Linked DNA regions of Homo sapiens: region 2 is linked to region 1. A link is an interaction called in ENCODE POLR2A ChIA-PET data of the cell type or tissue named here. Cell type or tissue: PC-9. All regions are shown on one strand. Links, peaks and the distances in the headings refer to the core of each region. The heading gives the core; the rest is flanking DNA. Region 1 overlaps SPTLC2 (serine palmitoyltransferase long chain base subunit 2). Region 2 overlaps VIPAS39 (VPS33B interacting protein, apical-basolateral polarity regulator, spe-39 homolog).

Region 1 (6,190 bases), core at 3,691-6,190:
CATGCTTTCATTTCTCTTAAGTATCTATAAGTGGGCCGGATGTGGTGGCTCACGCCTGTACTCCCAGCACTTTGGGAGGCTGAGGTGGGCAGATCCCTTGAGCGCGGTAGTTCAAGAGCAGCTTGGCCAACATGGCGAAACCCTGTCTCTACCAAAAATACAAAAATTAGCCAGTCTCATAACTCAGTCTCAAAATAAATAGATGAATATTTTAAAATAAAAAATTTAAATTTATCTATGAGTGGAATTGCTGTCTCAAACCTGCCAAATTATTTTCTCACGTGGATGTACCATTTGTATTCCCACCAGCAACTGATGAGAGCTCCAGTTGCTCCACATCTTTGCCAACACTTGATATTGTAATTCTTTTTAATTTCAGCCATTCTGGTGGGAGTGGTGGTAGAATTTTTGTTTTTTGGTTTTTTTTTTTTTTGAGACGGCGTCTCCCTCTGTCGCCCATGCTGGAGTGCAGTGGTGCAATCTCAGCTTACTGTAAACTCCGCCTCCCGAGTTCGCACCATTCTCCTGCCTCAGCCTTCTGAGTAGTGGGGACTACAGGCACCCGCCACCATGCCCAGCTAATTTTTTGTATTTTTTTTAGTAGAGACGGGGTTTCACTGTGTTAGCCAGGATAGTCTTGATCTCCTGACCTCATGATCCGCCACCCTCAGCCTCCCAAAGTGCTGGGATTACAGGCATGAGCCACCACGCCAGGCTTTTTTTTTTTTTTTTGAGACAGTGCCTTGCTCTGTCTCCCAGGTTGGAGTGCAGTGGTGTGATCATAGCTCACTGTAGCCTTCAACTCTTGGGTTCAAAGGATCCTCCCACCTCAGACTTCTGAGTAGCTAGGACTCCAGGCATGCACCGCCATGCTTGGCTAATTTTTCAGTTTTTTAGTAGAGATGGGGTCTTGCTATGTTGCCCAGGCTGGGGTGGTAGAATCTTATTGTAGTTTTTATTTGCACTTCCCTGATGACTAATTATGTTAAGCATTTTTTCATAAGCTTATGGGACATTAGTTTACCTCTTTTGTGAAATGTCTTTTCCATCTTTTATCTATTTTTTTATGAATAGATTACTAAATTTTAAGGGTTCTTTATAGTCTGTATAGAAAGCCTTTATCAAATACATGTATTCTGAATCTTTTACTCCAGCCTGGGGTTTGCTTTTCATTTTCAGTCTTTTGAAATTTTCATTTTGATCAAGTCCAACTTATCAATAATGCTTTTTGTGTCCTCAGAAATCATTCCTAAAGTCACAGATTTTCTCTTCTGTTTTCTTCTAGACATTTTATAGTTTTAATTTTTGTGTTCAGGTGATTTATTTTGAATTATTGTATATCTATGAGTTAAGGGTTGAAGGTCATTTCTGCCCATATGGATATTTAGTTGTTCTGGGACCATTAGTTGAATTATCTGTACTTTCCCCACTGGAACTACCTTGGCAACTCTGTTGAAAATCAACCAACCTTCTATGTGTGGGTCTATTTCTGGACTCTAGTATGTTTTACTGATCTACATGACTATCTTAATGCCAACAGTAGTGTCTTGATTACTGTAGCTTTACAGAAAGTCTTGAAATCAGGTAGTGTAAGTTCTTTTCCAAAATCGTTTGGACTATTCTAGGTCCTTTAGATTTCCATATAAACTTTATCAAATTGTCCATGTCTACAAAAACACTGAGAGTTATCTGTTTCCATACTTTAAACTCCTCACTGGGCCGGGTGTGGCAGCTCATGCCTGTCATCCCAGTATGTCAGGAGGCTGAGACGGGAGGATTGCTTGAGGCCAGGAATTCGAGACTGGGCAACACAGTGAAACTCTGTCTCCACTTTAGGTAATAATTTAAAAAATTTTTTAAAAACCCAGCCCTTTCACTAGTCTGACCCCCACCCCCTGCATAAGAGAAAGACCTCACCAAGATCTACAAAGCCCAGTGAGTCTGCCTCTACCACCTCCCCACTACCTCACCTCCCCACACAGTTTTTAATCAAGCTCCAACTGTACTTTATTTCAGACCCTCCACGTCCTCAGTTTTCTCTCTCACCCCTGTCTAAACCAGATCATGGTTACTGTCTTTTTTTTTTTTTTTTGAGACAGTCTTGCTCTATTGCCCAGGCTGGAGTGCAGTGGTGTGATCTTAGCTCACTATAACCTCTGCCTCCAGGTTCAAGCGATTCTCGTGCCTCAGCCTCCCAAATAGCTGGAATTATAGGCACGTGCCACCATGCCTGGTTAATTTTTGTATTTTTAGTAGAGACGGGATTTCGCCATGTTGGCCAGGCTGGTTTCAAACTCCTGACCTCAAGTGATCCACCTGAAGTGCTAGGATTATAGGCGTGAGCCACCGCGCCCGGCCTGGTTACTTTTACCAAGCTCTTTACTTTTCCTCCATAGCACTTAACAGTTTGTAAAATGACATGTATGTTCATGTGCTTATCTGTTTACTAGCAAGTAGGAACCACAAAGCTCAGTGTGCTGCCCATCAGAGAGATAGCACTCAATATGTATTGGTTGAATGAATAAAGGCAGATATATCTTTCTGAATATTTTATTAGGGCAAAACAAGATATTTGCATGGGATGCTTCTTAAGTCATCTCAAGTAGTTCCCCTTCAGTTCTTAACATGCACTCTCAAAATCAACACACCTACCCCAACCCAATACTCATCGCTTCACAGTCATCCAGTAAAGTACAAAATAAAAATAAAAAAATCATCATCTGGCAAAAAAGGGAAACAGGGTAAGAGAGAGTGACATTTTAACACATTACTAAAATGTTTAAGCTTTTATTTACACATCCCCTTCTCTCAGTTTCCCAGGTTATATGAACATTACAGCAATAGAAAGGGGTTATCATCACAGCATCCCCTTGCAAATTCCAGTTTACAGGTAACTTGGTCAGGGGAAAAATATGGGTCAACGAAGTAAGATCTCAGCTCTCCCATAAGCTATTGCTCTCTTCTTCTCTTTCCCCCTTCTCTTAATGTTAGCTGCCTGTTACAGAGAGGGATCATCAAGACTGTGTGGACATGCTAGCTGAATTGACAGGGTGGGTTCCAGTGTCCTGTGAAGAACCAGCAAGGATGCTTTTTATAATTCCAACCATTGGCTTCACATCACTGAGGTAACAAGACTTAATGTTAAGGGTAAAGACACCACGCCACCCTAGTCAGTGACATGTACTCCACTTTCCAGGAAGACCTGGGCCAAATGACCAAGCTTTGCAAAAGAAACCTGGGAAGAGCGTTGGAAAAAGCAGACTCTGAGTTGGCTTGAGTCTCCTCGTGCATAGAAGCATTCACTCATCCATGCAGATGGCAACAAGGCAGGACACTCAGAAAGCATAAGATCAAGGTACTGCTCTTATCTGCACCTTTCATTCAAGCTCCCCTCAAGTGCTCCAAAAGAACAGAGCTTTGGGTATTGCTTCATTAAGAACACAGTAACTGCAGTTTAAAAGCCATTGCATTCTTTAGGGTCAGTTTATTATAACTTATCCTACCAGAAAGAATCACAGTTTAAGGCCATTTATCATGTGCACTATGTAGTAAACAAAACCTTGTCCCCAGCTCCACCAAGCCACTCCCAAGGGTGGACTGTGAATGTGACACTTCCAGACTCACCAGAGATTAGAAAAAACATTTCTATTAGGGTCTTAACCTAGCCCCTTTGGTTTCCTCCCTAGAAAAGAGCTGCTTAGAAAACAGATGTCACTGGAAATGACAAAAGGAACAACAGTATTTTCTATACATTAAAAGCAAAGGGATCATTGGCTAGCACTAGCATTTATTCTGTGTGATAGGGAAGCCAGCCCTCTAATTTGGCTCTCTGGCTGGGCACATGGCAATGGCTAGGGGCCTGGGCACACCTTTTTTTTTTTTTTTTGAGACAGAGTCTCCCTCTGTCGCCAAGGCTGGAGTGCAGTGGTGTGATCTTGGCTCATTGCATCCTCTGCCTCTTGGGTTCAAGCAATTCCTGTGCCTCAGCCTCCTGACGTAGCTGGGATTACAGGCATGTGCCACCATGCCCGGCTAATTTTTGTAATTTTAGTAGAGATGAGGTTTCGCCATGTTGGCCAGACTGTTCTCGAACTCCTGGCCTCAAGCAATCTGCCTGCTTCAGCCTCCCAAAGTGTTGGGATTACAGGTGAGCCACTGCGCCCAGCCATGGGCACATATTTCATGTGGATAAAGTTGAGGCGAGAAAAAGACATGTTTTTCTCCACATGGAAGGTATTTTTTAAACTGGTTTAATGTATTAAGATGGCTGCTGGGCACTGAGCATCCACGTGAAGCAAGTAGCAGGGTATCTGTAGGTTCTGGGACTGAAAAAAAAAATCCCTGTAAGTTCTTGGCTTAGTAGCCAAAAAATAATCTTTGCTTTTTATACCTCCCCATTCACAACCCCTTTGGGCTAAGCTGATTTAAAAAACATTTTTTTCTTAGATGGGGTCTTGCTGTGTTGCCCAGGCTACGCTCAAATTCTTGGGTTTAAGCAATCCTCCGGCCTCAGCCTCTCAAGTAGCTGGGATTGCAGGCTGCATCCGCACCCAGCTCCTAACAATTTTTTTTCCCCCTCTTATTGAGCCAGGGTCTCACTCTGTCACCCAGGCTGGAGTGCAGGGGTGCAATCATGGCTCACTGCAGCCTTGACCTCCCAGGCTCAAGTGATTCTCCCACACAGGTGGGACTACAGGCAGGCACCACCATGCCCGGTTAATTTAGAAAAAAATTTTTGTAGAGACAGGGTCTATCTTGCCCTGGCTGTCCTAACAATTCATAATCTTCATGAATGTGGACAGTTTGAAGGAAAACCACTACTCTCACCTCTTTTTCTAAGCACACGGTTATAGCAAGTAGAGATTAAAGCTCATTGGCTTACCTAGAACACCAAGAGAGGAAAGATACCTTGGGAATTAGGTCATAGCAATGCTTCAAACAACAACTGCCCATAACCCTACAAATCCTTGCAAAACAACAGTTACTCACATTCTTTCTTCACGGCCTACGGCATGACTGGCAGTTCTGCACTGTTGCCCAATCCCGGATCACTAGGAACCAGAAATCCTTATCAATTTGGAAAAAGGGGAAAAACATAAAAGTAGTGGTAAATGTCATCACTTTTTTCCTCCCTGAGAAATCAGGAAATCTCTCCATGGAAGCCACTCATCCCCCTGGTTTTCACCAATAAGAAGGAAGCAAAGTGTATAACACACTAGAAAATTCAGCTAGGCTGAACTAGTTGAGAAATTTAGATGCAGGCTCCCTTAGGTAATGAAGAAATTTGAAAAAAAATTTTTTTTAAAAGCCAAAGGAGCTAGCTTAAGCCCCTAATGAAAAGCCTCCTCCTGAAATGTAAGGCTAAGTGTACAAACAGAACCAAGGCGTCTGATATGCTATCTTCAAAGCCCAGCACCACCATATATTGGTTTTCTCTAGAGTTGGAATTTTAAAAATCAAGAACTTGAAGGTACAGAAAGAAAGAAAGGCCAAATAAAGGAAGAAGGCATTACGGAGACAAATCACTGGAAGCATGTTCAACTCCTTGGTGTTTGAAGAGGCATGACACAAACATAGAGCCCTTAGTGGTTGTGTAGGATGCTTCTGTTCACCTTGATGACTACAGAAGCAAGAATCCTGTTTTAAAATCCTTGCCCTATCATGAATGTTTACGATAGTGACTAAAGCACTACGATGGCTGGATTCTTCAAACAAATAAGCAGTACTTTGGGGGTTATGGAGACTAGAAGCTTTTTTTAAAGGTAAGGATTTCTTATCCAAAGCAAAGCAAAAAGTTGAAAAAGTGCTATAAAGTCCATGCCCCTGCTAAGTTAAAGCTTAAAAAAAAAAAGATGCGAGGAGAAACCGCCACTGCTGCTTGGTCCACTCCTCATATGGGCTTTTGACATCTCCTAGCTATGCATTTCCTGGCTTCTGATGTGATCTGCTGAAAGAGGTCTTATAAACCTGAAATAGGTAACAGCAATGCTGAATAAAAAGAGGAATGAGAAAAAGTGCTAAGGACTAGTCACACCTCTATCAATCGACTCAGATGATCAGTTTTGGTAGTCATGGTTAACCGGTATCTGTTTGAATCCTATCAGAGTCTTGAATCAGGCCGTGTTAAACTGTGTAAGAAACTACTCTTGTATGCCTCAAATCGACTTATTCTCAATGACTGTATTTATAT
Region 2 (17,420 bases), core at 6,958-9,457, 65 kb before region 1:
TCCTGGCCAGATGAGGCCCTCTTACCCCTGGTGAGGGCCAGGAAAGCTTCCAGGTGGATTTCTGAGAACTATACATACCCATTATTAATAGAGTACATAAAAGTACTGGATTTGAACTATCTTCTTTTTGTGCAATGAGAGTTTGTGGAATCTTCCATATTTTGCCTGTACCTCAGCCTCTGTGTAGTGATAGAAGCAGGAGTAGAAAAGTGTTGTCACTAGTGGCATGTTGAGGATGGAGGCTTTGCGGGGGTGCTTTCGGAAGATCTCAGTCTGTCCTGCTGATTCTAGATGGCGATCATTTGCCTGTGGTGGAGTGAGCCAAGTGAAAAAAAAAAAAAACAATGTCCATGGAGTAGAGGCAGGAGAAAAATCTTTTAATACTACAGCAGTTGTGTTTCCCACCCTAGGAGAGAAACAAAGAACAGAAAAAGAAAGAAATTGCCTAGGATATCCCCAGAGTAGTTTAAAATCCATCAAATGATCATGAATCCACATTGGATGGAAACAAATAGAAGTGGGGAGGACATGGGAGATTCGGGATGAAGAAGAAATACTTCCAGGTTAACAGCTGGTAAGAGGAAAAAGGATCCTAAAAACAATGGAGGAAGGGGGCTATTGTGTACAGGCAGAAAATGAAAGGCTTTTAGAAACCAGTAAGAAATGACCCACGTGCAGAGCATAGAAATCTCCTAGATGCTGAACGGCACTGAGCCTTGGCACTGAAGCAAAAGATATAGAGATGAAGAGTCTAACCTCAATAATGATCTGACGTTCCAGGAGCGTGTAATGGTCCTGTATGTGTGCGGAATCTTCTGCTGAAAATGGCAAACTGGTAGAGTGCCAGAAGGTTAGTACCTTTCTCTATTCAAACAAGGAAACAAACCCAACTAAACCAAATCGCCAGCATAAGTATAAGAGGCTCACGGTGCCTCACAAGTCTGATCTCAGTTCACCTTTAGAGCGTCCCTTAAAGAAAGACATCGCATGAATGGCGTGAATTTCATATTAAAGGTTTTGCCAATTCAAGAGGGATCCTGAGAGTCCACAAAATACTTATAGTCACTCATAATTTTGCTGATAAATGAATTAGAATCCTCTCATTTTGAGAGTTGGAATATTTGGTGAATGAGTCACAAAGCTAATGAGTGAGCCTAGGCAACTGCCCATCATCCACATCCCAGTGAAATTCTGTGGCTTGTGCTTAACTTACTGAGGGGACACCTAGATTTGTTAGCCATTTTTTTATGGCAGAGTACAAAAGGTAAATTAAATTACATGCCATGGTGGTATGTTTATAGATCAGCAAATATCACAAATGTCAAGGGTCCCATCTTCAACACTGCATTATGTTTTTTGTTTGTCTGCTTGTTTTGAGATGGAGTTTCTCTGTGTCACCCAGGCTGGAGTGCAGTGGCATGATCTTGGCTCACTACAACCTCCACCTCCTGAGTTCAAGCAATTCTCCTGCCTCAGCCTCCAGAGTAGCTGGGACTACAGGCGTATGCTGCCACGCCCAGCTTATTTTTGTATTTTTAGTAGAGACAGGGTTTCACCATGTTCGCCAGGACGGTCTTGATCTCCTAACCTCGTGATCCACCTGCCTCAACCTCCCAAGGCGCTGGGATTACAGGCGTGAGCTGCTGCGCCCGGCCACATTATTGTTATACATGAAGATGCTGAGGGACAGCGTCTTGCCAAAAAGTCATGTGGTCAATGGGGAAGGCCAAGAATAGAAGCCAGATTTTAAATGCCCAGTTCACAGATATATCTTTTAGAAAGTGCTGCATTATTCCCCATACTCTGCTCACTCCAGGAAGAATTCTGAGTTTTAATTACACTATTCCAGATAAGTTTTAGCCATAGTGAATTTTTAGAAGAGATAAAGAGAGATGCTATAAATTCTAGTTACTTCACTATTTTAACTTTTCTCCTTGTTTTCCAGAGGCCATATAACATATCTCAGTATTTGGTAACATTAAATGGATTTCACTGATATAATCAAATTTCTAAACATGAAGCCGGGAAATCATGTCACATGAGGAATGGTTGAAACAACCATGAGTACTGAACCTGAAGAAGCAAGGACTACTGGGTAGACTCTACACCTGTCTTGAAAGATACAGGGAAGCAAATTTCAGCTTAACGTAAGGAAGCACTTTCCAATAACGAAGGTTGTTCAAAAACAAACTGAGCTGTTTCAAGAGCAACGGGCATCCTGTCACAGGAATATGTGGAGCTGGGTTTTGCAATAAGTTAAATTCTGGATGAAAGCTTGCCCTGGATCAGTGGTTCTTGGACTTTGGGGTTTCAAGGACCAGTAACACTGAAAAAATGCATCAGGTCCCTAAAGTATTGCTATCTTTTTATTACCTAAGGTCATAAAAAAAGGTACAGCTCATTTTAGTACCAAAGAAGAAGAGAAGAGTGAGGACAAAATCCTACAATAAAAGATAACCTTTCAAATTAAATAAATTTAGCTTTAGGAAAAAAAATCTCTCTACATTTGTCTTTTTTTTTCCTCAGTTTACCATCAAGCAGTGGAAACTCTGCTGGGGACTAGTGTGTGAACACCACTGCATGAGGTGACCCTGAATGATGCTGGTATGATTCATTGTTAGCCCTCCCCTTCCTGCCTATCCATTCCACCCTTTTTAATTTTCTTCATTCCTTCTGGGTAAAGGTATTTATACTTAAAATCATTTTTCCCCCATACTTACCCAACACAGGTTTTAAGAAATTCTTTTCGTTTGTCAGGGTCCTGAATGTTCAAATGCTCTCGATAATGAGATAGCTACAAAAAGCAGAAAAAGGCTTTGAGGTATTTTGTCTCCTTAGATGAGGGAGATAGCTGATTAACTGAACTTCCCATGCTTTAAAAAAACAAATTCTTCATTTCTGGGTATAGATGGTTATTGGAGGCGGGTGGGGGGATAGGCAAAGAGTGACTAAGTATCATTAGTAGGTTTATCTATAACTGCACTGTACGATACAATAGCCACTAGCTACAACTGTTTCTTTAAATTTAAATTAATTAATGTAAAAATTCACCTCCTTAGTTAACACTAACCACTTTTAAAGAACTCAACAGCTACATGTGACTAGGAGCTACTATATTGGACAACACAAATATGGAAAATTTTTTTTTTTTTTTTTTTGAGACGAAGTCTCACTCTTGTTGCCCAGGCTGGAGTGCAATGGCACAATCTCAGCTCATTGCAACCTCTGCCTCCCAGGTTCAAGCGATTCTCCTGCCTCAGCCTCCCAAGTAGCTGGGATTACAGGTGCCCACCACCATGCCTGGCTAATTTTTGTACTTTTAGTAGAGGCAGGGTTTCACTATGATGGCCAGGCTGGTCTCGAACTCCAGACCTCAGGTGACCTGCCCAACTTGGTCTCCCAGTGTGCTGGGATTACAGGCGTGAGCCACCACGCCCGGCCCAAATATGGAATATTTCTATCATTGTAGAAAGTTCTATTGGCCAGTGCTGACCTATAATGAAGCACTGAGTAGATAGAGTACCAAGCTTTACCTTTAAGTTTCACTTTAGCCTCAGTATTTAACCAAAAATGAATATTTTGCTTCAGCTTTAGATTTTGAAAAGTCCAAGAGCTAAATACCTATTTCAGTGTTATTTTTGGCATCCTTGACCATGTACATGATCAATGGTAGTATGATCATGTAAATATCTAACAATTAACATCAGTAATATAAATAGGGCATGTCATTCTGACTCACTGTTCATAAATATTCTCAGATTGAGCCAACAGATGTATACAAAAATGTAAATGTATATAAAAATGTAAATGTAAAAATGTAAATAACATAAGACAGAATAACAGAAATTACATATCATAATCCAATCTTCGTAAAATAGTTCATATAAAATAGTTGGTATACAATCATTCCTAATATTAAAGAAAGTAACCTTTAAGAGCTATAGTTAATTTTTTGTTATTCAATTCCATTTCATCCTTAGGTCTTTCAAGAAAAGTTCTACATGGGAAACCTTCATATTCTGTGGGCATACACTAAAAGTGTACTATCAGCTTTGCCACTTCCAAAGTTTACAAGGTTGAAAAACTCAAAATCTATATACAACAACATGCATGATAAATCATCTTCAATTCGAACATAATGAGTATAAAGAAAATAAAGTTTTAGATAAAAATGAGTTACCCAAAACACATTTATTCTCACTAATGAAAATCAAAACAAAAAACTTTATAAGAATGCTGTAAGAAGAAAAATCCTTATAGTTTTGAACTTACAGAGATTTAAAAATATAAACAAACAGCTTTTCAAATGATTACTACAGGCTGCCAATCATTTTTAGTTGATTAAGAAAATGGATTTTTCAGATTCTCTCATGCTTTGAATATTAAGTACAAGTTCCTTTCAGAAAACATGTTACTGAGCCAGGTGAGGTGGTTCACATCTGTAATCCCAGAACTTTGGGAGGCCAAGGTGGGAGGATAGCTTGAGGCTAGGAGTTCAAGACCAGCCTGGCAAACAAAGTGAGACCCCCGTCTCTACAAAAAGATTTTTAAAAATTAGTCAGGTGTGGTCGTGTGCACCTGTAGTCCCAGCTACTTGGGAGCCTAAGGCTTGAGCCAGGAATTGAGAGTCTGCAGTAAACTATATGATCACGCACCACTGTACTCCAGCCTGTCTCGAAAAAAAAAAACCATGTTTCTGAAAAGCATTTTCAGTATTATATATATAATTATGCTGTTCAAAGGTTAACAATATTTAATGTGCCAACTGAATGTCTGTATGGATATCACAAATGTGTTGTACAATAACTAAAAAAGCAATCCTGCCATCGACAGTGCTGAGAAATTCTTTGAGACAAGGTCTCATTCTTTCACCCAGACATGACCTCCCAGACTTAAGCGATTCTCCTACCTCAGCTTCCCAGGTAGCTGGGACTACAGGCATGCGCCACCATGCTTTGCTAATTTTTTAAATTTTTTTTTAGAGATGGGATCTCACTATGTTGCCCAGGCTGTTCTCTAACTCCTGGACTCTAGTGTTCCTCCCACCTCAGCCTCCCAAGTGCTGGCATTACAGGCATAAGCTACCGTGCTTGGCTGGAAATTCTTATTCCTGCCAAGTTTTTTTTTTTTTTTTTTAACATGAATTGCTGAAGTTTTAATAATACAACTGAGTTTTTGGTAAAATTTCAGATTTATTCTTGTATTCCAGGAGTTCATTCCATGATTGTGAAAATCTGCCAAAATTTAATCTTAACACCTGGCCATTGAATTCTCAGCCAAAACGTGTATTGGGTGTATCATCAACTTGACCTATCTTCCTTCTTGACCTATATCTGGTTTCTTATCCTCTTAGCCTTCAACATTTTCTTTGTGAGAAGCCAAAACCCCAAAACTCCTAACAACCAGGACCTGAAAACAACCGAAAAACAAATTACAAATTGACCAGGCCAATTTTCACATGTTTATTTTTTAAAATTTATTCATAAGCCCAACCAAAAGAGCATATAAAAAGAAAGAATACATCATTTGGATTAAGTTTTCAGGTTTTCCAGGTGCCTCTCTCTTCTGTATATAATCAATATCAAAGGAAATAGTTCAATCAGTCTGGGATCTTGGAGGCGGGGGTTTGGCTTAGATTTCTGGGTTCGTGAGACAGAGTCTCACTCTGTTGCCCAGGCTGGAGTGCAATGGCACGATCTCAGATCACTGCAACCTCCCCATCCCAGGTTCAAGCAATTCTCCTGCCTCAGCCTCCCAAGTAGCTGGGATTACAGGTGCGTGCCACCACACCCAGCTAATTTTGTATTTTTAGTAGAGACAGGGTTTCACCATGTTGGCCAGGCTGGTCTTGAACTCCTGACCTCAGGTGATCCACCCACCTCGGCCTCCCAAAGTGCTGGGATTACAGGCGTGAGCCACTGTGCCCAGCCTAGATTTCTGTTAAACAGGTACCCAACTGAAACAAAGGCCACACTTACCGCAAGCTCTTCTGTTCTATCTAGGAACCTGGGAAGAAGCAGAAGGGAGCAGGGCATTTGTATCTATTGATGTGTGGCAGTATAACCTCACAAAATCGAGTGCCTCCTCTAGGAGAAACACAATTCAAACTCATTTCCCTCTATACACAAGATAAATGGTTGATCAGATATCATTGTTCCCCTGGTCTCTCTGGCTGAACAAAAAGCAAGGACAAGAAGGTACTGCAAGGAACTAATAACTTTGTTAACAGTTCTGACAGGGAGGCTCAGAGCCACCTACTCTAGCCCACAGAAAACTTGGTTGTTGTTTTTTTTTTTCCTAAGATTAAAGCACTATTCTCTGTCAATACAATCTTGAAAACAGATTTTCTATATTGTTCTTTACTGTTTTCATGGACAGAGTACAATGTGTTTTGTCTCCCCCAGACCTTGGAGCACCAGGACTTTTGTCTTCTGATTCTTCTTTACTCTGAATAGACCACCATAATTAACATTACCATTTTGGCATGGAGGTGATGCCTGATAAAGCCCTGTTGGTTGGGAAAGAGTAAGGGAGGGAAGGAAGGAGGGAGGAAGCAGCCAGCCTCTGTGACCATGTCTTCTTTTGCAAATTCCTGGCTAACATCTGTAATCTTGACCCTAACCAGGTAACCTGCTTTTCCCCACCTCAGTCTTTTGGGGAGCTCATTGCTGTGCTGGAGTCACTGGATATCAGTCACCTTGGGCCACATGTCAGTCTAAACAGAGGTTCTAACCCTTTCTCTGACACTGAAGAAAAGACATCATGTGCACATATTTTAATCCAAAGGTGGGAAATAGTCCCCACTGACTGGAATTAGAGGGAAGAAAAACATGATAGAAGACCTCAGCCCTCTTTACCCCCAGCAGACATGCCTACCTCTCACCTATCAGAATCCTACCTAGTTTCATAGGCCCATGCAAATCCTAATCACTTCCATGAGGCTTTCCCTGGGTATCCTGACTGAAAATATTTTCTTCTTCTCTTCTACTGTACTTCCCACTGGTATCACTTAGAATCAAGTAATAAAAGATACCTTTATTCTAGGTCTTTTGTAAGAAAACACTTAATAAATACTAATACTACAAACTAGGTATTATGCTAAGTGCTGGCTCACATACTAGCCCTTCATCTTCATAATAACCCTGTGGGTAGGTGTCATCATCTCCATTTGATCGATGTGAAAAACTCATGAAGAGGGTTGATAACTTGGCCAAGGTCACTCAATGAATGATGTGGGAGACCTATAATAGCATTCAACCCAAGTGCATGTGACTCCAAAGCCTGGTTCTTAACCAACTTGCACCTTATCATAAGCTATGCTGTACTGCTAGTTATCCCCTCACACTTCAATAGCTTGTCTTCCAAGCACTTCCAGGAAAAGGGCAGTTGGCGTCTTCTATTCCTTTGTATCCCTCAGAGTGCTTTGAAACAAGTACTTACTAAACTTTATAGACCAGATGATCAGTTCTTACCTGAAGAGGTCTAAAAGCAACTTTTGATCCCCTATTTCCTTAAGGAAGTGAATAAGATGTCTCAGGGCAACCTGTCGCACCTCCAGCTCTCGGAAGAGGATCTCTGTCAGACAGTCAGGAGTTAAGTTGAGAAAGATTAAAGCCAATTAGTCAAGTGTGAAATTGGTCTCCCTACTCACACATTCCAAATATTATCTCATCAAACCCTAACAAAAGCTAAGAATGGTTTACCCCTATGTCTTAATTCACCATCAACACACTCAGCTCATAGCCATTAAATCAGCTTTTCATTTCACACCAACCCAAACAGCAGGCACTTAGCATGGACTCTGACTTCTTCAAACCAACACAGCCATCTGAGGGGGCTCTGTGGTTAATGTAGTCATCACCCTAAAGGACGCCCTCAGAGATGTGATTTGTGCTCTGAAGTCTCAGGCCACCCCACTTGTCTCTGAAATAGACTTGACTAATGAATTCTGGTATGAAAGGCACATGGCATTCTCCCCTCGAATGTGGCAGACACCTTGCTGACTGAAGATTTCCTGCAAGCCATTCTCACCTTTGCTCAGTGTCCTCTTCAGGAAAATCAGAACCTACAGGAAAAAAGAACAAAGACTGTGCAAACTTTCCAACACAGAGTCATGCCCTGAGCACTACAGACACGGGGCCAGCAACTCATTAGCAATCTCTGAAGGTATAGCCAACAGCTCTGTATGTGATGCAAGGAAAGCCAATGGCTATCTGGAACTGAGCTGTGTCTTGAGAGTCCACACACCCGTGCCCATGCTGCTGAGAGACACCTCCCTCTGAAAGAGGATACGCTCACATCTCTTCTCCCTCAGATTGTTTTATATAACACATAGTAGCCAACCTTGTGTGTCTTGGTTACAATCAACGGTTTCACATAGGCTGGGCATGGTGACTCATGCCCATAATTCCAACACTTTGGGAGGCTAAGGCAGGGAGATTACTTGAGCCCAGGAGTGTGAGATCAGCTTGGGCAACATAGCAAGACCCTGTCTCTACAAAAAAATTTAAAAATTAGCCAGGCAAGGCCAAGCGTGGTAGCTCACGCCTATAATCCCAGCTCTTTGGGAGGCCGAGGCTGGTGGATCACCTGAGGTCAGGAGTTTGAGACCAGCCCAGCCAATGTAGTGAAACCCCATATCTACTAAAAATACAAAAATTAGCTGGGCATGGTGGCCCACGCCTGTAATCCCAACTACTTGGGAGGCTGAGGCAGGAGTATCACACAGTGAGCCAAGATTGTCCTACTGCACACTAGCCTGGGCGACAGAGTGAGACTCCATCTCAAAAAAAAAAAAAAAAAAACTAGCCAGGAATGGTGGTATGCACCTGTGGTCCCAGCTACTCGGGGACCTGAGGTGAGAGGATCACTTAAGCTCAGGAGGTCGAGGCTACAGCGAGCCATCATCACACCACTGCACTTCAACCTGGGCAACAGAGCAAGACCCTGTCTCCAAAAAAAAAAAAAAACAGGGTTCCACGCTTAGTGCATGTGGCACCAGCTAAGCCCTTAAAGCACAGATTACTTAGAATCCTACACCTCCAAGGGGAATCCAGGATCTTTACTTAACATTTAACACAAAATGTTAGTCTATTTGATTGGATTTTCAGAAACTAGTGAAAACAATAATTAAACAAACAACAACAAATCCGACAACTCACTGCAGTAATGACGTTTCCATCATGCATGCTTACTGCCTCTTCTAGGAGTTGTAGTTTGTCCTGTAAGGAGCGGAATCTCTCTAGTGAGCAAACCTGGCAGAATAACACTAGAATTAGTACACAAGAAGACAGTTTTCTTTATTCCTTTGTTGCTGGATACTAAAGAATAAGCAATAATGAAACAAAATGTCCCCAAGGAGAGTCTCTTTATTTTTACCCTATGGTCCCCAGCACTTATAAAACAGTTGGCTCCCACCACCCTCTCTAGTTCAGCCTGCTGCCCTATAAGATGCTAATGTCCTGAAGTCTTGATAAAGTCAACAGAAATCACTTGTTCTTTTTGAGACGGAGTCTTGCTCTGTCACCCAGGCTGGAGTGCAGTGGCTCAATCTCGGCTCACTGCAAGCTCCGCCTCCCAGGTTCACACCATTCTCCTGCCTCAGCGTCCTAAGTAGCTGGGACTAGAGGTGCCCGCCACCATGCCCGGCTAATTTTTTTTTAGTAATTTAATTTTTAGTAGAGACGGGGTTTCACTGTGTTAGCCAGGATGGTCTCGATCTCCTGACCTCGTCATCCACCCACCTCAGCCTCCCAAAGTGCTGGGATTACAGGCATGAGCCACCGCGCCCAGCCAATCACTTGTTCTTTTTTAAGAACCCTTATTCATAATTTGCATACAGTAAAACATACCCTATTTAAGTATATAGTTCAGTGATTTTTTTTTTTTTGAGACGGAGTCTCGCTCTGTCGCCCAGGTTGGAGTGCAGTGGCGCAATCTTGGCTCACTGCAAGCCCCGCTTCCCGGGTTCACACCATTCTCCTGCCTCAGCCTCCCGAGTAGCTGGGACTATGGGCACCTGCCACCACACCCGGCTAATTTTTTTGTATTTTTAGTAGAGACAGGGTTTCACCATGTTAGCCAGGATGGTCTTGATCTCCTGACCCCGTGATCCACCTGCCTCAGCCTCCCAAGGTGCTGGGATTACAGGCGTGAGCCACCATGCCCAGCCAGTATCTCATAGTTTCAACTCACATTTTCTTGATAACTATAATTTTAAGTATCTTTTAAAGTGATTATTGGTCATTCATGTATCTTCTTTTGTGATGTGTCTGGTCAACTCTTGTGCCAATTTTTTTATCAGACTGTACTTATCACTAAGCTAAGAGTTTTGTTGTTGTTGTTGTTTTATCTGAGACAGGGTCTCACTGTATTGCCCAGGCTGGAGTGCAGTGGCATGATCATGGCTCAGTGCAGCCTCGACTTCCTGGGCTCAAGCAATCCTCCCACCTCAAGCCTCCTGAGTAGCTGGGACCATAGGTAAGTGCCATCACACCTGGCTAATTTTTATTTTGTAGAGATGGGGTCTTGCTATATTGCCAGGTTTAATAAAAGTTTTATATATATTCTGGCCAAGTACAGTGGCTCACGCATATAATCCCAGCACTTTGGGAGGCCAAGGCAGGCAGATCACCTGAGGTCAGGAGTTTGAGACCAGTCTGGCCAACATGGTGAAACCTCCTCTCTACTAAAAATACAAAAATTAGCCAGGCATGGTGGCACACACCTGTTAATTCCAGCTACTCAGGAGGCTGAAGCAGGAGAATCACTTGAACCTGGGAGGCGTAGGTTGCAGTGAGCTGAGATCGCACCACTGCACTCCAGCCCGGGCGACAGAAGGAGACTCCATCTCAAAAAAAAAAAAAAAAAGTTTTATATATATTCTGGATGAAAGTCCTTTATAATATACGTGTTTTGAAACTACTTTCTCTGAGCTATGGTGGTCCTTTCATGGCTTTAACAGTGGTTTCTAAAAAAAAAATAAAAGTTTTAAATTTTGATGAAGTCCATTTTATCAATTTTTTCATTTATGGTTCATGCTTTTTGTGTCCTAGGTAATAAATCTTTGCCTAAGTCAAGATCATAAAGATTTTCGTCTATATTTTCTTCTAGAAGTTTTATAGCTTTAACAATTAATTTACATTTAGGTCTATGATCCATTTTATTTATTCATTTTTTCATTCCCAATCCTTAGAACCTGTGAAGTATAATCCATTTTATCTGCTTTTTTTTTAGAGAGAGGGTCTCGCTCTCTCGCCCAGGTTGGAGTGCAGTGATGCAATCACAGCTCACTGCAGCCTCAGCCTCCAGGGCTCAACTGATCTTCCTGCCTCAGCCTCCTGAGTAGCTAGGATTATAGGCACAAGCCACCACACCTGGCATTATGATCCATTTTGATCCATTAATTATTATGATCATTGCCAATTCTACCAAAATTGATCTGTACATTCAAGGCAATCCCAATAAAAATCTCAACAACTCTTTTGTAGACACTGCCAAGGTGCTACTAAAATCGATATGGAAGTATAAAGGATCTAGAACAGCCAAAACAATTTTGGAAGAGAACAACATTGAAGGTTGAAAGCTTCAACAAAGTTGAAGTATCTTGATTTCAACATTTATATAATAATCAAGACTGTAGTATTAGCTTAAGGATAAATAATCCAATGAACTAGAATAAAGAGTCCAGAAATAGGCCTACACATATATGATCATTAATTTTCTTCTTATTTTTTTCTTCTTGAGACAGGGTCTTGCTCTGTTGCCTAAGCTGGAATGGAGTGGCACAATCTCGGCTCATTGCAGCCTCGACCTTCAGGGCTCAAGCAATCCTTCCATCTCAGCCTCTCAAGCAACTGTGACTAAAAACATATCCTGCTATAAGATTATAAGTTACATTTATATATTTATAATTATAAATTATAATATACATTTATATTATAAATTAGCCACACCTGGCTTTTTTTTTTTTAAGATGGAGTTCCGCTCTTGTTGCCCAGGCTGGAGTGCAATTGCACAATCTCGGCCACCAGGTTCAAACGATTCTCTTGCCTCAGCCTCCTGAGAAGCTGTGATTTACAGGCATGTGCCACCACGCCCAGCTAATTTTGTATTTTTAGTAGAGACGGGGTTTCTCCATGTTGGTCAGGCTGGTCTTAAACTCCCAACCTCAGGTGATCTGCCTGTCTTGGCCTTCCAAAGTGCTGGGATTACAGGCATGAACCACCGTGCCCGGCCGCACACCTGGCTAATTTTTTTTTTTTTATCATTTGTAGAGACACGGTCTCACTATGTTGCCCAGCCTAGTCTTGAACTCCTGGGCTCGACAGATCCTCCCACCTTGGCCTCCCCAAGTTCTGGGATTACAGGCATGAGCCACTGTGACTGGCCCGATTTTCAACAAAAGCATCAGCAGGATAATTCAATGGGGAAAGGATAGTTTTTTCAACAAATAGTGCTGGAACAAATGGAGATCTACATGGGGAAAACAATTAAACTCAAACCCTTACATCACACCATATGCAAAAATGAACTCAATGAATCACAGATCTAACATAAAAGATTGTTCTCACTCTCTTTTTTTGGGCAGGGGGGCGGAGTTTCACTCTTGTTGCCCAGGCTGGAGTGCAGTGGCACGATCTCAGCTCACTACAACCTCCACTTCCCAGATTCAAGTGATTCTCCTGCCTCAGCCTCCCGAGTAGCTGGGATTACAGGTGCACGCCACCACGCCCGCCTAATTTTTTGTATTTTTAGTAGAGATGGGGTTTCACCATGTTGGCCAGGCTGGTCTAGAACTCCTGACCTCAGGTGATCTGCCTGCCTTGGCCTCCCAAAGTGCTGGGATTACAGGCGTGAGCCACCATGCCCGGCTTCTCTTTTTTTTTTTTGAGACGGAGTCTCACTCACCAGGCTGAAATGCAGTGGTGCAATCTCAGCTCACTGCAACCTCCACCTCCTGGGTTCAAGTGATTCTCCTGCCTCAGCCTCCCGAGTAGCTGGGACTACAGGTGCCTGCCACCACACCCGGCTAATTTTTTATATTTTTAGTACAGATGGGGTTTCACCATGTTGGCCAGGATGGTCTTGATCTCTTGACCTCGTGATCCACCCTCCTCGGCCTCCCAAAGTGCTGGGATTACAGGCGTGAGCCACCACCCCTGGCCCTGGCCTCTCACTCTTAAATGTACTTTTCCCTCTCATCCATCACTCTTTCCCCACTACCCCATCAAAGCAACAGTAATGGAGAATCAGAAATTTTGCCACTGACTTTCAACCTTAGTGGATTTATTTTCCCCCTGAAATTCATTGAACAAATGAGAACTGAAGAGAGGTCAAGAAATCTTCCCTGTGTGAACAAGCTGCCCAGCTTCCCAAAGAACCTCACAAAAATTCTCTGTCCTTACCTTGCCCTTCCGGAGACGTCGCACTGTATCACTGGGGCTCCAGTCATTGCTGTAATCCTGGAATATTAGCAATACGTGAATCCCAGGAAGTTAAGGAATCAAATTTATCAGCATACCCGCTCCTCAACTCAAACTCAGTCTTAGTGTCTAAGGGGGAAATAATTTGTGGGAGGGAATGGATGTGAAAAAAATGAAGAAATGGGACGGTTTTGTTTTGAGTTTCTGAAGGAACTAGAGCAGGGGCAATATAGATAGGAGGAGATGGATCAAAGAGGGAGGAGCCAATTGACAAAGCCAGTAGCCCCATGCCTACCAGTTCAGGACTGCAACCTCTAGATGAATTAGAATCACGTTTTAGGATTCTAACAATTAATGCCTTTGGCCAACAGAAGGAAAGAGAGAGATGTTGGAGACATGTTCCTTTTCCGACCTTAGGATATGGTTTCTTCCTTATGAATCAATTTGCTTTATTTGTTTCATGGGAATATGAGCTCTACCAGGCTTCCAGACTGCAGTGATGATCACTGGGTTTCAAAGTACAGCCTTCAAGTGGGAGCATAATGAGTAAGCAAAGTATGGCAGAGCTGAGTCAGAATATAGAGATTATAAGTCTAAGTTGCACCCTTTCCCAGCTCTGAGACCCCAGGTAAGCCCTCATGTTTAGAAACCCAGTTTTCTAATCTATAAAACAGGGTTAAAAAAATATCTACTCAAATAGTTGGGAAAATCAAGCCAGGTAACATATGTCAAGGTACTTTATACTGTGGAAAGTGTCACACCAGTGTATGCTGTAACTCACCCTATACTCCCCTTTGGGTCTCCCCAGCTCTGGAGCATAGCTTTTGGCAGGTGTGTCTGACAGAGCTGAAAAAGAATAAGCAGCTGGTTCAGAAGGGCACCATGAATCCTGCTTGTCATTCCTTCCCTCTACTTCTTCGTTCTCACATTTTTTTGACTTGTGGGCTCCCAATGTTAACTTTATGGCCAAAAGCAGATCTCCGTTCTTCCCCAAAGACAGCATCCCTAGAAGTCACCTTTGCCCCTGTAGCTAGAATGATTTCTACCTCCTTAGTCAGTATCAGAAAATTCCTCTAATAATGACAGTAGATGCAGAAGAAAGTTCATCTTGTCATCTAATTACTACCTGTCCCCATAACTCCCCAGACTGTACCAGATCAGTAACATTTCCCACAGCAATTAAAAGAGGGTTCAATGCCTACCATCAGAAAGGGACTGGAAACTTCCAGGTCTAGTTCTACCTAAAGGTAAAGAACACAAGAGGGAAAAGGTCAACAGTTTCAATCAGAGCCATCCAGGCTTGGTTAAAGACACAATGTGTAACCAACTCAATAACGCAATATAGGAACTTAAGGCTTAAAAAAGGTTTTATTCATCTGTAGAAATCTGAAGTGCCATTAAAAAATGGAGCAGGGAGAAAATTTTTTTTAATTATGGTAAAATATACATAACAAAATTTACCATTTTAACCATTTTTAAGTGTATAAGTCAGTAGCATTAAGTACATTCACACTGTTGTACAACCATCACCACTATCCATCTCCAGAACTTTTTCATCATCCCAAACTGAGACTCTCTACCCTTTAACCAACTCTACACCCTTTAAACAATAACTCTCCATTCCCTCCACCCCAGCTCTTGGTAACCACCATTCTACTTCCTGTCTCTATGAATCTGACTATTCTAGGTCATACGTAAATGGAGTCATACAATATTTGTCCCTTTGTGCCTCATTTTATTTAGTATCACATCCTCAAGGATCATCCATATGGCAGCATGTATGGGAATGTCGTTCTTCTTTAATGCTGAGTAACATTCCGCTGCATGTATATGGCACATTTTGTTTATCCATTCATCCATCAATGGACATTTGGGTTGTTTCCATCTTTTGGCTATTGTGAATAATGCTACTATCAACATGGAGGTACAAATATATGTTCAAGTACCTGCTTTCCATTCTTTTTGAGATATACCCAGAAGTAAAATTGCTAGATCATATGTTATTTATTTATTTATTGAGATGGAGTTTTGCTCTGTCACCCAGGCTAGACTGCAGTAGTGCAATCTCGGTTCACTACAACCTTTGCCTCCCAGGTTCTAGCAATCTGCCTCCCTCAGCCTCCTGAGCAGCTGGGATTACAGAAGCCCCCACCATGCCCGGCTAATTTTTGTATTTTTAGTAGAGACGGGGTTTCACCATATTGGTAGGCTGGTCTAGAACTCTTGACCTCAGGTGATCCACCTGCCTCAGCCTCCCAAAAGTGCTGGGATTACAGGCGTGAGCCACCACGCCTAGCCAGTTATATGTTTACTGTTTAATTTTTTTTAAAAAACCACCATACTGTCTTCCACGGTGGCTGCACCATTTGGCATTCCCACCAACAAGGTTTTCCAACAGCAATGCACAAGGAGTAGGGAGGAATTTTGATCTAGGCAAATTTTTTCAGTACCAGTCACAGGGTTAATGTCAATTTCATTCATCATGCTATAGAAAACCAGTCCAACTCCTCTGAATTTCTCTCATTTATCTCGCTCCTAACACCCAGCTGCCACCTCCAATGAGAATGCTTTACCCTTCAATAATCTTTTTCTTACAAAGTAAATGAAAATTATGGCCTAAGATTTTTCTGGAAAAAGAGAAGGACTTCCCTATCCATTTAAGCATCTCTCTTTACCTCTAAAAAAGCTGCTCAGGGAGTAGGTAGAAGTAGGCTTGGGTAGTTGTGCATAGGAGGAGAAGCTGTTTCGGCTCTTTAGCTGTTCACGCCCCTCGTGGGTTGAGCCGCTATTACCAGCAGTCTCTCTGATGGACCATGAGATACCTGTGAGATAGTAAGAACTACATCAGCAATTCTCATCCACAATAAAGCCTTGACATCCAACATTCAATAAACTCTAAAAGCTTTTCACCAGAAGCCCTGGTCCCTTGGCCAACTTGGGGCAGGGAGAAAAGATAGAATCAAATAGACTAATCAGCAGAAAAATGGACCAAGGACATGAATAGGTGGATCACAGAAAATTCAAATGGCTCTTCAACATATGAAAAGATGCTCAACCTTACTCTTTTTTCTCTTTTTTTCTTTTTTTTTAGAGACAGGGTCTCACTACATTGCCGGAGCTCTGGAGTACAGTGGCTATTCACAATCATATCTAACAGTCATGTCTCACGTCAGCCTCAACTCCTGGCCTCAAGCCATCCATCGCCACTACCCTCCAGAGGCACACACCACCTGCCCCCAGCTTTGCTAAGAGTACTACAAATTAAAAATATAATGAGAAACCATTAGTCCCCTATAAGATGGGGAAAGATCCAAAAGCTTGATAATACCGTGTTAGCCAGGCTATAGGGAAACTGGAACCCTCCTCCATTGCTGGTGGTAGTATGAATTGGTACAACCCCTGTGGAGGTCAATTTGGCAATATCTACCCAATACAGATGCAAACATCCTATGTGAGTAATTCCACTCTAAGAATTGCTCTTTCATTTATGCATCTATGGTCAGAATATAAAGTCAATGATAGAAATATAAAGAGCAAAAGATTGAAAAATCTAAAATTCAACAGTGGGCTGGCTAAAAAATGATGGTAAACCCATACAATTTAATACTATGCTGCTATTTAAAAAAAAGAAAGAGAAAATGAGAACACTCTTTATATACTGACATGGAAAGATCTCCAAGCTATATTAACACATAAAAAGAGCAAGGTATGAAGCATGCTACTGCTTGTGTAAAAATGGGATAAGAATACATGTTTCTATATACTTTTCCAGATGCAAAAAGAGTCTTTAGATGAATACACAGGAACCAAGCAACGATTGTTTTTTGGGAGGACATGAACTGAAAACTGAGAAGATACATAACAATATGGAACGGAAACTTTTCACTGTAGACCTTTAATTTTTTTTTTTTAATCTTTAGTCACATTATAGTATGGCCTATTTTTTAAAAACTTTCAATTAAAAATATTTCTTAAAAATCAGATGGGGACCAGGGA

What was found. Peaks named below come from ENCODE experiments on the same cell type or tissue, not always from the same donor. Only the 100,000 strongest peaks of a DNase experiment are listed, where the experiment ranks them.
Region 2: POLR2A ChIA-PET joins it to region 1 with 6 read pairs; 4 of 35 experiments call an interaction of 5 or more read pairs at or near these places.

What each region holds. Positions count from the first base shown.
Region 1 is chr14:77,503,463-77,509,652 of GRCh38, forward strand. It overlaps SPTLC2 (serine palmitoyltransferase long chain base subunit 2), which reads right to left. Exons shown (of 12, transcript NM_004863.4): 12 at 2,535-6,190. Among named protein-coding and RNA genes, the nearest start is that of ISM2, 7.7 kb to the left of the region's middle. In PC-9, for the core only: no CTCF peak of the experiment used is centred there; DNase peaks (open chromatin) are centred at 4,949 and 5,629; H3K27ac peaks cover 1,978 bases.
Region 2 is chr14:77,435,088-77,452,507 of GRCh38, forward strand. VIPAS39 (VPS33B interacting protein, apical-basolateral polarity regulator, spe-39 homolog) reads right to left here. Exons shown (of 20, transcript NM_001193315.2): 4 at 16,100-16,246; 5 at 14,627-14,665; 6 at 14,206-14,270; 7 at 13,407-13,463; 8 at 9,162-9,254; 9 at 8,032-8,065; 10 at 7,473-7,575; 11 at 5,979-6,006; 12 at 2,721-2,794; 13 at 757-832; 14 at 172-306. Among named protein-coding and RNA genes, the nearest start is that of VIPAS39, 14 kb to the right of the region's middle. In PC-9, for the core only: no CTCF peak of the experiment used is centred there; no DNase peak of the experiment used is centred there.